Linked DNA regions of Homo sapiens: region 1 is linked to region 2. Evidence: chromatin loops called from intact Hi-C (ENCODE). Cell type or tissue: A673. All regions are shown on one strand.

Region 1 (8,000 bases), 360 kb after region 2:
AGGTACCCAATTGCTCTTATATAACCAGTATAAAGAGTTCAATTCCTTGAGGCTTTCCCTCCATGGGTATTTCCTATTTTGTTTCTGCTTGGTCTTCCTCCCCATCTTCACCGTCTCCTATCACACGAAAGCCAGAAACTGGAAAACATCCAGAGCTGGCAATCCCATGACTATGTGCAAATATGTCAGCTAGGGAAAGCTGACTCCATCAAAGAGACTGCCCTAGTACTAAAGCAATTTACTCTGACACACCTTGGTTTGTTTGGTCATTCATAAATTGAAGAAATACTACAGGAGGCTTAATATGCAAAAAGCTAGAGATTAAGCACTGAGCTATATCATAGAAACATGTAAGGAAGGGGACATACATTATCAATCTAAAACACACCCAAAGTTGCTTATAAACTAATATCTAAATTATAGTTCAAAAATATAATTACACTAAAACACTTTTGTCAAGTGCTCTGAAGTATTCATAATGTTTGGGTTGGACCCTGTTGTAGAGACGTATATTGAACCTGAACTGTCAACTATCATATGATCATTAACAGCAGGATATATATATTTTTAGTAAGCTTGCCTAATTAATGACATTAAAAGGCTCTTCTGTCATCTTTGGAACCACATTTGGGGAATTTTAATTAAAAATTAAATTATTATCAAGCAAATTTATTTTTATCCCATATATTTCTAGCACTTTGAGACCTGTTTTTCAAAACTACAATTCCCTTTAGTGACTTTTTTCCCCAAAGAAATTCAAATTAAGCAAAGTGTGATTTACTTTTAACTGAAAGCTTAAGAAATGAACACTCTAAGCTCCTACATCAGATTTAGTGCCCCATTGGCCAGCAGCTGCCTGTCAAGCACCATAAAAGCCCTTTCCCTGTGATTCTGCCATGCAGAACAATGGCTTAAGGACCATGCATCTTAACAGTGCCTGCCACTCAGAATGAAACTTTAAAGCTTTGTTCACAGATGCAGGGATCTACTATTTTGACTAAATATTAAACCTTTTTCTTTCTATCAGAACTTTAATAATAGAAGACTTTCATAAAGCTTTTTAAAAAATGATTTATATATTGAATTACAATTGTTTCATTCCACCAATAAAAAATCATTTCATTATAAAACACTACAACTATTTTTATGATGAAGTTTATATCATAATGTAGATGATATTTTCTTATGATCCAAAGTGGACTCAAGCCATTTCAAAAGAACATCTAAATAACAGTATTTATAAAAACTGGCATAACAGTTAACCCAAAAATGTAGGAGGAACCCAGAGAAAATCTTAGCTCAAAATAACCTAAAACCAGCCTTCAGAAGCTGTTGGTGTATGTCCAAAAGGAAGAAGTCACTGAAAGACTTTACTGATATTAATTACACTCATAAAGGAACCTAAAACTAGTATTTATACTTCACAATTTTTAAAAATCCTCTAATTTCCAGATATCTGTTGACTCTCTCTATACACTTTTAAACTTAAGAAAGTATGATTTTCGGGGAAAAGTGATTCTTCTTTGAAGTAAGATTTAACTTGGTGAGCAGAGACGCACCAATCTTCTGATTTGGATTTTTATAATTTTTCTGAAAGTGATTACTTTCCCAAGTACTTCCAAACATCCTTTCATTTTTTTCCCCCCAGACCTGCTTCCTGCTTCTTTTCTGTCTAATCACATTGTATTAATTTATTTTCCTGCTAGTAATATATAAGCTTATTCATGTCTGTCATTCCATCCAACATTAAGTAATCTAATTTTTATTCATCTATGCCTTAATTCTTTTATTTATGATTTTGGTCAATCTGGTAAGTGAAAAATAATGCCTAATTGTTTCTTTAATGTGCAATTCCCTGATTACTGGTAAATTTGAGCATCTGCCAGTTTCCTTTTTAAAGAAAATTGACAAATAAGATTATATATATTTATGGTGAACAACATGTTTTGAAATATGTATATTGTGGAATGGCTAAACCAAGCTAATTAACATATGTATTACCTCACATAACCCATCCAACCACTATCTTCTCTTTTCCCAAATCTTTTCTTTGCAGTAAAAGGCACCAAATCACCCTAGTTGCCCAGGCCTAAAAGGCAGGGTGTCATTTTTGATTTCCTTCAAGAAACTTCCAGATTGGAGTGCAGTGGCACGATCCTGGCTCACTGCAACCTCTGCCTCCCGGGTTCAAGAGATTCTCCTGCCTCAGCCTCCCCAGTAGCTGAGATTACAGGTGAGCACTAAAATGTCTGGCTAATCTTTGTATTTTTAGTAGACATGGGGTTTCACCATCTTGGCCAGGCTGGTCTCGAACTCCTGGCCTCAACTGAACTGCCCGCCTTGGCCTCCCGAAGTGCTGGGATTACAGACTCAAGCCACCTTGCCCGGCACCAAACTTAATCTTGAGCAAGACGAGTTTGCAATCAAGCACATCAAAGCAATCAACTAGACTTGTCAATTATATCCCGAATACATCCTCATCCTCTTCTCACTTCAATCACTTAAGTAACTTTTGAACTTTCTCCAATTTATTATCCAGATTTCTGAGACACCAATCTGAATCTCTCTCTCCTAGCTTATGTCTCTAGCCTGTTCTTCACTCATTGATTCCCCAGTTACAATCAAGTCATACTGGATTTCTTTTGATTCTTCTGTTCTCTACCAAGCCTGGCGCTTTGCATATCTAAGCCATAATATGCATGTTATTCTTCGTATCACTGCTTGTGTTTTGCTTCCTCTACAAAGGTTTTCCTAGACTCTGAATCCTTAAGATTGTGCTGTTGTCCCGAAATGTGTTCCTACAGCACCCTGGTCTGCCTTCATTGTATTTGTCACACTAAATTGCATCTACTTATTCAATTGTCTCCTCTACTAGAGAATTATCTCTGTGAGTATCTGGACTGTATCTTTTCATTATTTTACTTTGCGGTCCCACAATTAGCATATAGTAGTTGCAAAATAAATATATTAAGAAAAGGTGCATGCAAAAATGAATAAATGCTCATATAAATATATTTACATTTTTTTTTTTAGAGTTGGGTTCTCACTGTGCTGCCACGCTGGAGTGCACTGGCACAGTCATAGCTCACTGCAGCTCCCAACTCCTGGGCTCAAGCAATCCTCCCACTTCAACTTCCCCCAAGTAGTAGGTACTACAGGTATGCACCACTATGCTTGGCTAATTTTTAAGAATTTTTTACAGAGATAGGGTCTTGCTAGGTTGCCCAGGCTGGTCTCAAACTCCTGGCATCAAACGATTCTCCTGCTTTGGCCTCCCAAAGTGCTGGGATTACAAGCCGAAAAACTGCGCCTGGCCTTGAATTTAATAGTTATGTGCATTCTGATTTAAAGAAAGCCCAAGAATAAGACTGGGAATTAGAGAGCAGTAGGCCTTTGCTGCCTCCATATTACTTGTCTCAGGAGATCCTTGCATTGTACCAACCTGCAGAAACTGGTAATGGAGGACAGTCAGAGAAGAGGTGATAATGGCAGGGGACAAGACAGGGGTGGGTTGGGAGGACAGGGCTTGCTCCCTCCCTCTCCCAAATAAACTCGATCTCTGCCTGTAACCCAAGCCTTTCCTTGTGCTTGGCCAGGAAGGATGACTCCTTGCCATTAGCAAAGTTGGGTGACAGAACATAAGAGACAGAGAATAAATACTTATATCTGATCATTATAAACAAAAGACGTAGTAATGAAGCTATAACAGCTAAAACACAATTTAAACCAATATTTTAATCAGTAGCTCAGAAACCAATCTCCACCAACACAGCATCAAAGAAACCTGGGTTCATAATGACAAGACAGACACTTACCCCCTGGTTTCTTCTTCATGACCCCTCCCCTTCTGGATTTTAATCCACTGTTCCAACTGCTGCATTGAATTTGTTCTCTGTATGACTCGATCGGCCTCTGTGTATAAGGGCCCTGTATTGGGGCGATTTCCACCTCTAAGATCTGCCAGGCTAACATTGACTATTTTGTTCTCTGAACTGCTCAAGTTGATTGGTCTGTAGTGCACAGTCTGAGCAGGGCATGCTGACCCACTCTCATATTCAGATGGCAGAGAATTCAGCTTTACACTATTAATTTTTGTTAAGGGTCTATCTTGACCATCCTTCTGAAATCCATATTTTTCAGCTTCTAATGCCTTTTTTTCTTCAATTTTGCTCATTTCCTTGTTTTTTTGATTGTTTTGGATCTCTGGTTTAATTAGCACTCTATGGTTGGGAATGTTATTGGTTTCTTTAGTTGGTGCATTTTCAGATGTAATCTTGTCCACTCTGAAATCAGAGAAGAAAATCATAGTAAATCAGATGAAATAATGTACATATTACTTCTGGGATTCAATCTAGGAAAAATTATACTTTACGGGGGTGGGGGCCAGGGGACTGGAAAGGGTCACAGTGGACAAGTCTACACAAATACCCAATGCTGTGATATTAACATTCAAGCACAACACCAGAATGTATAAACAGAAAGGGGGAAAAAGAAAACATAAAGAACTAGAGCGTAAAAAGTGATGTGTGCTCCCACCATTAGGAATCTGAAAATAAAGCAAATTAAGATTGCCTTATGACAGTTAAACCACAAAGTCTACACTTAAAGGACCACAGTAGATAGTCCCTTGAAAGGAGCCACATGGCTCCCAGCCAAGGTTAGCTGCTTGTTGACTCATGAGACAAACATGAGTCTGGTTGTGGAAATGGCTGCAACAGGAAATCATAGTCTGATGCTATCAAAGATCTGAACCATATAATTAACTCCTTTTGTTTGTATTCAAGAGGAACTCAGTATGATTTTAGAGCTCTTGGAGTCTGACTGCACATGTCCAGCTTGCAACTCTGTTCTTACTAGCTGAGTCTTCAGGCAAAGTACAGAACACTTAAAGTGCCTATGCTTCCTCTTTGGTAAATGGGTATGATTGTGCCACCAAGATCAGAGGGTTCTTGTGAGAATCAGATGAGTTAATGAGTGGCTGGCACAGACCTTATTTTACCATTATAATTCCAACACATCAAGCAATCTTGGGTTAGAATCTGGCATCCCATGTCCACCTGGCCACTGAAAGAATGAGCTCGTTAACAGCATGTGTCTAGGTCACTCGACAGTTGTACTTGCTCACTATTCTAGTTGCCATATCTAGGTCTTTCCCTGAGCCTAATCACTTCCAGACTCTGAAAAGATCAAGCTGAGTGTGTGAACCTGCACGAAACTGCCAAGATCATGCCACTCTAGGAGGCCTCTCAGGAGCCAGCCAACCCTCCATATTCCAATAAATAAAAATGCTTCTATCAGAAACTAGGTGTGGTAATGCTGCCAATGTTTATGACGTGTGGAAAGGATGTAGATCTATATACATATATCTGTAATCAACTATAGATGAAGATATCTAGAAGCTTTGGAATATGGTCACCAAGGAAAAAAAATTAAAAAAAAAAGGTGACTATTTTTCTTGGAGTAAAGTTATGAACCATCCATATATTTAGGTTAAATATAAACCATGGCTTCTAGATTGGAGGCAACATTAGACATTGGGAAAATTTACTAAGATAGACTATGTGCTTCTTTCTCTTGAAAAATAAAAGTTGGCCAGGTGTGGCCACTGATGCCTGTAATCCCAGCACTTTGGGAGGCCAGGGTGGGTGGATCACCTAAGATCAGGTGTTTGAGACCAGCCGGGCCAAAATGGTGAGACCCCGTCTCTACGAAAAATAAAAAAAAAATTAGCTGGCTTGGTGGAGGACATCTGTAATCCCACCTACTCGGGAGGCTGAGGCAGGAGAATTGCTTGAACCTGAGAGGCAGAGTTTGGAGTGAGCTGAGATCGTGCCACTGCACTCCAGCCTGGGCGACAGAGCGAGACTCCATCTCAAAACAAGAACAACAAAGAAGGCATAGAACATTTACACTAAAAGCATATGTATCCCTTGCTATTTGGGAGGGTAGGAATTTTAACATTAAACATAAAATAACTGAAAAGATTTTTAAAACATATTTACTGTAGTCTATCTAAAGCTATTATTATTACTGTCATCATGATTATTATCATTATTATTTGAGATAAGGTCTCTTGCCGTATAACCCAGGGGGGAGTGCAGTGACGTGATCTTGGCTCTCTGCAACCTCAACTTTCTGGGCTCAAGTGATCCTTCCCTCTCAGCCTCCCGAGCAGCCGGGACTATAGGTACACGCCACCACACCTAGCTAATTTTTAAATTTTTTTAGAGACGGGGTCTCACTGGTCACCTAGGTTGGTCTTGAACTCCTGGGCTCAAGCAATCCTCCCACCTTGGCCTCCTACATTATTGGGGTTACAAGCGTGAGCCACCGTGCTCAGCCTAAAGCTATTATTTTAAATTAAAACTGTGGTGGGTTTTTTTTCTTTTTCCCCAAGATTTATCATTGAAAAAGTAGTCAAAAAGACACATATGATGACTTTTCTCTAAATGGAACAAAGCTGACTCAGAAAAGTATGCTAAGGTACCATAAATAATATAAAACTTGTGATCTAATTTTAAAAAGTGACATTTAAGTTATTGCAGAAAATACACTGAGATATATAAAATGAAAATAATGGGCTTAGAGATGAAAATTATTCAGAGAATCCATATTATACTTAGATTTTTTTTTCTTTGGGCCATCAATGATCTGCACACTAGGAGACTATGACATTATCGTGAACAGGTGAAATACTTTATAAAGTTAGGGAGAATGAACTCTCAAGTTAAAAACTGGATGTTGTATTACAGTGATAAGCTCTGATAAATATTTTAAGTATTTGAGCCATACAGCAAAATGAGTGCATTAGCTTAAAACCAAGCAAACAAAATCTCTCTATACTTACTTTCACTTTGAATGACTAAATCTAATAGAGTGGGATAAAAATGCCAACAACTAGGAGTAGAAGAAAACACATAATTTCTACAGGATAACGGACTCTAAGCTGGGCACGCAGGTGGTATTAATAAATCTTGTCTGAGTAGATTACACTAACAAAGACGGCTGAAAACTGTATAAGCACCTAACTAGTGAACTATCAGGTTGCCAAAAGCCAAGCCAAATAATTGCCATCTTTATCATCCCAAATTACGAGTAATTATCAGTTTTTAGAGTGGTAAATTTAATAAAATAAAGTAGAAACATGCTGAAATTCTGAGAAAAGTATAATATACAATATTGAAATTATTTGGACATAAATATTTTAATTATTATACAGATTTCTGTATTCTAAACAATTTCCTAAAAATTTTGCTTTGAAGTTAAAAGTATTGAAGTTTTATTTTTATTTTTTTTTGACAGGGTCTCACTCCGTTGTCTAGGCTGGAGTGCAGTGGCACAGTCACAGCTCACAGCAGCCTCAACCTCCTGATTCAAGTGATCCTCATGCTTCAGCCTCCTGAGTAGCAGGGACTACAAGAGTGTGGTACTACGCCCAGCTAATTTTTGTATTTTTGGTACAGATGGTGTTTCATCATGTTGCCCAGGCTGATCTCAAAATCCTGGGCTCAAGTGATCCCTCAACCTCCCAAAGTGCTAGAATTACAGGTGTGAGCCACCATGCTCAGCCTGAAGATTTTAAATGAATTCTCTTCACCTACACATTTTCTCTCGTTATCAGTGCTAACCACCTCATCTTTATGCTACTCAGGTAATTTTTACACATGCAATTCCAAAAACAGATTTTCCTTCTATCTGCTCTCATCCTGCAATATGCATGTGGCAAAAGTGGTTTTTCTTAAAAATAGATGTCCTAGAGCTATATCCTAGACCCTCTTTTCTTTTCAGTTTTTCCCCAGCTCTAATTACTAGTGATTGGGTAACTTGATTTAGACTTGATATTTACAAAAATAGCACAAATACACAGCATCAACCTAAGTCTTTTAGCCAAAAAGCCAAGACTTTATTAAAATGCACACTAGAATAAGAAAAACAAAGGACTAGATGTATACTGTAACAATCCCTAATTTCCTGAGAAGAGGGAAAAAAAAGAAGAGGGA
Region 2 (8,000 bases):
TATTAACATTAAATCATACCCCCTTTTTTATCCAGTCATTCTTCTACACAAGTGTCCACTGCTCATTGAACCTAAGCACAAAAACACAGTTTTCCCTGGGTCTCTGGGTCTTCATTTCTGAAGACTCCCAGGTCATGTAAAACTAGTATTTTTTAAATGTGCCATGCTTTTATCTTGTTAGTCCATCTTTTGTTGTGGTGGTGTCAGCCATGAACCTTGCAATGGGGGAAGAAAGAATATCACTTTTTCTCCCCTACCTACCCTTCTACATTCATGGCTGGGGACCCTCTAACAAAAGAAAGACTAACAAGAGAAAAGCATACAAATGCTTTTAATATAAGTTTTATGTGTCATGAGACCCTTCATGAGGAAACGAAGACCCAAAGAAACAGTTAAATCTGAGTGCTTTTTATAGTAGGTTTTTGAAGAAAAATGGAGAGTCATGGTAGAATAATGTGATAGGGTAAAGGGTGTAAGTGTAACCATGAAACCAGCCCAAACTGGGCCTATTCTGTTGATAACAAATTGTCAAGTTACCTTTTGGGTATAACAGAGCCAAAAACTACAAATTCTGTAGCACGGGCATGTGCAATAGAAAAAGCTTTTACCTCTAACACACCCGGAACCAATGATTCCCTCCCCTCAGAACCAAGAAGTTCTAGAACATGACCAGAACCTAAACACATAGCTCTTTCAGAAGCAAGAGGTCTGTTGGCCCCGAAGATCCAGGGCTAAAATCTGCCGTAACATATCTTACTGTAAATGGTGAAATGTGAAGGCCTCCAATCAGACCCCGCTCAGCCAACACTCTTCAATCCTTTCCCTTGCCCTCTGATTCTTTAAAACTTGCCCCAGACCTCAAATTAGAGAGGCAGATTTGAGCCCCCTCCTGCCTCCTTTGCTGACTGGTCTTACAATAAAGGCCTTCTTTTCTCAAAAACTGGTGCCATAGTTCTTCACTTCTGTATGCATCAGGCAGTGAGCCCATTTGCTCCATAGCATAAGTAAACAAGGCCTGTTCATGCAGATTCCTCTCTTGTGACCCTGTGCCTTTGGAAATAAGAATGCTCCTTTTCTCCAGGTATAGAGAAGATACCTCTCCCATGAGGGGCTTATGACCTGCTTCAGAGGAACATCAGAAAATCCTTCCTGGGTTTTATAACCTGCTCCATGGGAGAAAGGTAAGAGCAGAATGGGAGGAGATCAGAGTGACCTTCCTACTTCTGCCATTTTCTCCAAGACCCTCAGTTTAAAATATTCAATATCGCAAGGTACCATATTTTGGGGTAGAGTGTCTTGAACCCCATTCTCACCATGGCTTTAACTATTTCTGCCAAAATTAATTTGGTTTCCTTAGAAATCTCAAACTGCTGATCCTTTAGAAAAGCTACAGGAGACATATTGCAGAGTTTAGGGCATATCCAAGATGAGACTAAAATATAAAATCAGACCCTGTAGTAAGTTCTATGAGAAATGTATGGCCTCTTTAAGGTGTGTGTTTGAAAGATGATGAATCTTCAAATAGAGTAACTTAATACTAACTCATACCATTTCTCCCAAAGGGCATTCAAGATCAAGAAAATTGCAGGCTCGCTTCTAACTTATTCTAAGATAATTTCCCTAACGCATGCTCTTCCAAGAGCAGAGAAACTCAATTAGGCTAAAGAAACTCAGTTAGGCTGCTAATTAAATCTGTCCCCCAAAGTTGAAGCAAAGAACATGAAGTTACAATTTTACATATACCATGTACCTCCCAGCACCTAAAACATTTTCACATTTGTCAAAGACATATTTACATAGAATCAACTACAAATAAAGAAGTATTCCTTTTTCTTATTTAGAACAGGACTCCAGAATTAAAAATAAGACTCTCCCAGGAACCATGACACACCAAAAAAAATGGGAAGGAAACTAAGACTTAAGAGTCAAATCAAATTATTCCACGATCACTTGAAAACTCAGGCAATTTCAACAGGCTGAGATTGTTTTCTATAAAGGAAACATATGTTATCCATACAAATTTTTTCATTAAACCCCAAAGTCACATCTGTAGCATTTGCTGCTTATAAAAATTCTGCATATGGAAAGAAGATTTAAAGCCACTGAACTTGCAATTCAATGTATGTGCACATAGACATGTGCATATGATTTCCTGGGTGTGTAACTTTAAGCAGCATGTAAAAGGCCTTTGCATGTCTTGTTCTGGTTCGCTTTGTTCAATGTTAAATGATAACAAGATTCAGAGCAACAGTTTCATGCCTGAGTTTATACTTTAACAGGATTTCTTATTTTCTCTAGCCACACACGATAGGAGAAAATTTAATTTGGCCTTCAAATTCTAGGCATGAGGCACTACTGGTTTCGTTTACCTCTCAAATAAACGGCACCACCAAAAAGTTAATTATCTGCCAATCATTCTGTAGGAAAGGACTGGGCTTCTTAATACCTTCCAAGATAGAAGGGAAAGACCCACAGGACTTAAAAGTCCAGTAGCTTCACCACTTAGCAGGCGGCTCTGTGATTTCACTCCTAATGATCCTAAATGAAATAAATATTAAATGGAAATAAAGATTTCTTGCCTGACTGTCCTATAGGTTTGTTGTAGGAGAAGAAATGAGAAAATGAATGTTCAACACTCAGGGAGCACAGGATGTCTGCTAGGCACTGGGGAAGCAGTGATGAATAAGACACGGCCCTGCCATGTAGATTTGTAAAGACCTTCCTAAACTGCAAAGTGCAATATAAATGAATGGCATCATCATCAACCATTTGCCCTGTGCAAGGATAGCATCCCTCCCCCAGCAACAGCTATATTATTATTATAATATAATAATATTATATATTATTGTATATACTATATAATATTATATTATATATTATATATAATATACTATAATATATTATTGTATATTATATAATTATATATTATATATAATTATATTATATATTATATATTATTATATTCTATATTATATATAATATATTATATTATATATTATGTATATATAATTATATATAATATAATAATATATATTGTTATATATAATACAATAATATATATTGTTATATATAATACAATAATATATTATATATTGTTATATATAATATAATATTATATTATATATTATTATATATTATAATATTATATTATATATTATTATATATAATAATATTATATTGTATATTATTATATTATTATATATTATATAATAATATATTATATTATACATTATATATTATATAATATATATTATATTTATATATTATATATGTGATATATATTATATATATCACATATAATATATATGTCATTATAATATATATTTATATAATATATTGTATATCATTATAATAATATATTATATAAATATATATTATATATACTATAAAAATATATAACATATTATATATACTATAATATGATTATATTATTATAATATTATATTTATATATATCTCTCTCTCAAGCCCAGAAAGACATTAAAATCAGACAGCAATCACACTCTACTCCCCACTTTGAGCTGTGTATTCATCTCTTGAAACTGCTTGTTGTTGCCACAGTAGATGTAAATTAGCCTAATAATGCCACACCAGACACTTATAACCCACCCTATAGCTTAACCATGGATAGCCAATCACAAATCAATATTATTTCTGTAAACCAGTGAAAATATCTGACAAAAAACTTTGTATCAGTTGTCCGCTGATACGCTCCCTGTCCCCTTTTTGCCTTTAGAAACTTACTTGTAACAAAGGCCAAAGGAAGCTCATGTCCAAGGTTATGTGGCTCTGAGCCTTCTGGGCAACTGTCCTCACTTTGGGTCTAGTAGACTATTTAAATTATCATTTGGGCCTCAGCTTCTTCCTTTTGGGCCAACACTACTCTATTCAAAATTGCAAACCCCCTAGCATTTCCCCTCTTTTCCTATCTTTCACTATTCCTTTATTTCCTTCTGACTTACTATATATTTCACATATTTGTTCATTGTCTCTCTCACCCACTGCAACATACGCTCCCTGATGGCAGGTGGTTTTGTCTGTTTTGTTTGTTCCTGGATGTATCCCCAGTATCTAGAATTGTGCACTCAATAGTCTGCCCCTGAGTAAATGAATCCATCTAAGTCAAAAGAACAGATTGGATCCATATGATGAAATTAGGGGGCCGGGTGCAGTGGCTCATGCCTGCAATCTCAACACTTTGGGAGGCCAAGGCAGCCTGAGGTCAGGAGTTCAAGACCAGCCTGACCAATATGGTGAAACCCTGTCTCTAGTAAAAAATACAAAAAATTAGCTGGGCGTAGTGGCAGGTACCTGTACTCAGGAGGCTGAGGTAGGGAATCACTCGAACCAAGGAGGCGGAGGTTGCAGTGAGCCGAGATCTCGCCATTGCACTCCAGCCTGGGTAACAGAGCAAGATTCTGTCAAAAAAAAAAAAAGAAAGAAAGGCAGAGAGAGAGAGAGAGAGAGAGGAAAGAGAGAAAGAGAGAAAAAAAGAAAGAGAGAAAGAGAGAGAGGGAGGGAAGGAGGAAGGAAGGAAGGAAGGAAGGAAGGAAGGAAGGAAGGAAGGAAGGAAGGAAGGAAGGAAGGAATAAATTAGGGGAAGACTCTATCCTGTTCATAAACATCATTTTTTCTCAGCCAAGCTTTTGATCAGAGCAAGATATCTGACTATTCAAATTTGCTCTTTACAAGAAAAACTGCAGTTCTTGATTCCTATGTAATTGCTTATGGGTGTATTCAGGTGACAGGATAAGCAAACAGTAAAAGAAACCTAATAATTATTACCACCTTGACAGAGAGCCAATTTGCTTCTGTATGGAAGTTCTTAGTCCCTGGGAACATTGAGGAACAAAGCATAATTTCCACAACCTAAATTTGTACTTTCTATGTACTAATAGTCTAGGAACAGACACACGGTAACAGTAAAATTTTCTCTTTTTTTTTTTTTTTTTGATAGGATCTTACTCTGTTGTGCAGGCTGGAGTGCAGCGGCATAATCACTGCTCACTACAGCCTGGATCTCCCAGGCTCAAGCTCTTCTCTGGCTTCATCCTTCCAAGTAGCTAGGACTACAGGCACATGCCACCACCTCTGGCTAATTTTTTTGTTTGTTTGTTTGTTTTGTAGAGAGTGTCTCACTATGTTGCCCAGGCTTGTCTCAAATTCCTGTGCTCAAGTGGTCCTCCCAAAGTTCTGGGATTACATGTTTGAGGCACTGCACCCAGCAAAATGTTCTGATTCCATCTTGAATTAGTGTAACAATAACAGTTAACATTTATAGAGCATTTATTATGCACTAAACATTCTTCTAAGCATTTTACCCATATTAACTCATTTTATCTTCATAATGACCCTACACTGTCATACAATTATTATGGTCAGTTTACAGGTGAAGTTGACTGAGGCACGGAGTAGGAGCTCTACATAGCAGAGCAATTAAGAGGACATTCTGGAGCCAGACACCAATGCCCCCCAGCTGGGAAGTGAGGGGTCATGACTTGAACCTCAGGGGGTCTGGATGCAGAGTCTGCACCTTTGCATTTTCCTGGAAAAGTCGCACATCTTCATTCTCTGTGAGGAAACCAGTATTGCAGCAGCGACCAGCAAACCTCGGGAATCAATTCCACCTGGATTAGTATTCCAGCCCCACCACTCATTGATTAGATGACCTTCAGCAAATTAATTAACCTCCCTGAGATTGTTTCTTCATATAAAATACAGACTATAGTAACATATACCTCATAGAGTTATTAAAAGCACGTCAGTGAGAGAATCTATGTAAAGCACTTAGCATAATTTCTGGCAGCCAATGATACATAGCAATTTAGTCCATTCTGTAGGGTCAGACTGCCCAGACTGGAATCCCAGCTATGCTATTCAGCTCTGCCATCTTGGGCAAGCTAACTATCTCCTCTGTACCTCTCTCCTAATCTATAAAAAAGCAGGGGAGGGAATATTCCTATCAACTCACAGAGTTATGACCATTTAGATCGTTATTCTTTACAACATGCTTAGAACAGCACCTAACACATTATGAATTCTCAATGATTTTATTATGTTAACTACCCATGCCATTCCTCCCTTTCCCCAACATATTCCAAGCCAGCTTTTTATACTGCACACAGCCAGATTGTTACACACTTAATAGGACATTAACATTAACATTTTCATAGATATCCCAAGAAATAACAATTGTAAAACTTCAAAGAGAGGTGCCATGTGACCATAGCCAAAATTTACAAATGCAGGTCCAAAAACTGGTTCCCAAACTCTTGGCCCTGCCCTTCTCTTCTCCACCCTTAGAAGTCTTTGCCTCTGGAATATAGAAGGATTGAGGTGGAGAAATAGAAAATCTGTAATGAGACTTATTTGGAACCCTGTTCACCCTGTGAGGTACTTCCATCTTCACCTCAAGCTCAATGTGGGGCTTCCAAGGGACCACTCAGAGGGTAGGAAATGTCTTGTGAGCCACCGGAGATGTGTGTCCAACTTGTGTCTCGGGAAATAACGCAGCCGGTAGCAGCAGGACAGAGGCTGTTGCACCCGAATAGGAGGGGCCTACATGCCCGGAGTTTGCCAAGGTGAAGATGTGTACAGGTCTCCTGGGGATCCCTGGGGACCAAGGGCCAGAGAAGGTGGACTTGGAGCCATTTTAATTCCCAACCAAGGGGACCACCTAGGAGGACAAGGTGCTTCCAACAGGGTAAGTCTGTAAGGAATGCTGTGCTGTGAGGACCAGCAGCAGAGGGGCATCAGCAAGCCAGAGGGGAGGCATCATCCTCATCTACAGGCTACCACGTGAAATGCATGGGCACTCGCTGGGCTCACAAAAGTGTCACAAGGAAGAAAGACAGCTTTAAACATCTGTCAAGCCTGGAGAGGGTGACGCCATCCAGGCACAGAAAGCACTCACCATCTCCTGGGGTCAAAATGGCATCTAGAGAGTGGAAGAGAAGAATGGAGAGCCACAGAAGAACTCGCCTAGGCCTCCCCTTCAGAGACTCCTGGCTCCCTCGCACATGCTCCAGACCATCTAAGGTTGGGGAAGGAACTCTTAAGAACCCCTGCTGGAAGGTGGAGGGGGAGTGGTCTTATCTTTGAATGAAGATTTAAGTGTTAATTAATATATTAAACTCGACATTTTTATTTGTTTTTTGTTTGTTCATTTGTTTGTTTTCTGAAACAGGGTTTCACTCTATCGCCCAAGTTGGAGTGCAGTGGCATGATTTCTGCTCACTGCAGCCTCGAACTCCTCAGCTCAGGTGATCCTCCCACCTCAGCTGAGACCACAGGCACATGCAACCATGCCCAGATAATTTTTTTATTTTTTGCAAAGACAGGGGTCTCACTACGTTGTCCAAGCTGGTCTTGAACTCTGGGTCTAAAGCAATCCTCCCACCTCTGCCTCCCAAAGTGCTGGGATTATAGGCATGAGCCACCACACCCAGAATAAACTGGACATTTTTAAATACTAAATTGGGACTGAGTGTATGCAAATTAATGTCGCAGAACCAAACTGAGTTCATTTGCCTACAGTAATGGAAAGTCAAACATCAAAGCACCAGGCTTTTGCAAAGAGAAAGATTTATTGTGTGTTGACTAGCAAGGAGACAAGAGGAAATGCTCAAATCTGTCTCCCTGAGCTGAGGGCTGGGGCAAGTTTTATAGACAGAGGGCAATGAGGTGTGATCTGATTGGATCTTACGGTGAGGTGATGGCAGTAGGCATAAGGGACTGGATCCTGCCATGGGGTGGCACCAGGGCTCCTGCCAGACGATGTCCACTTCTTAATACAGTCCCCACTCCTCGGTCTGAGCGCTCAGGTTCTACTAGTGGTTACACGCTGGTTTCTCTGGGCATGCTCAGATTATATGACCTTCAACTGGGAGCAGGGGGCATGGCAACTGAAAAACAACTCACAACTGTACATAAAAGTTGAAACAGATTGGTCTGATGCAGCTGCACTGAAGCAGAACGGTCAACTTACTACGAGCAAGCAGA

What was found. Peaks named below come from ENCODE experiments on the same cell type or tissue, not always from the same donor. Only the 100,000 strongest peaks of a DNase experiment are listed, where the experiment ranks them.
Region 1: a loop joins it to region 2, with 2.2 times the contacts of the local background. A loop is called at or near these places in 2 of 110 quality-filtered maps.

The regions. Positions count from the first base shown.
Region 1 is chr12:19,270,799-19,278,798 of GRCh38, reverse strand. It overlaps PLEKHA5 (pleckstrin homology domain containing A5), which reads right to left. Exons shown (of 32, transcript NM_001256470.2): 11 at 3,816-4,283. LOC124902892 (a long non-coding RNA gene) reads left to right here. Exons shown (of 3, transcript XR_007063235.1): 1 at 1-2; 2 at 2,057-2,233; 3 at 3,034-3,115. Among named protein-coding and RNA genes, the nearest start is that of PLEKHA5, 150 kb to the right of the region's middle. In A673, no CTCF peak of the experiment used is centred here; DNase peaks (open chromatin) are centred at 4,778 and 5,138; H3K4me3 peaks cover 274 bases.
Region 2 is chr12:19,627,487-19,635,486 of GRCh38, reverse strand. All of the region lies in intron 3 of LOC101928387 (a long non-coding RNA gene), which reads right to left. Among named protein-coding and RNA genes, the nearest start is that of AEBP2, 190 kb to the right of the region's middle. RefSeq lists an enhancer at 6,783-7,283. In A673, no CTCF peak of the experiment used is centred here; DNase peaks (open chromatin) are centred at 2,266, 2,636, 4,116 and 4,746; H3K27ac peaks cover 7,000 bases.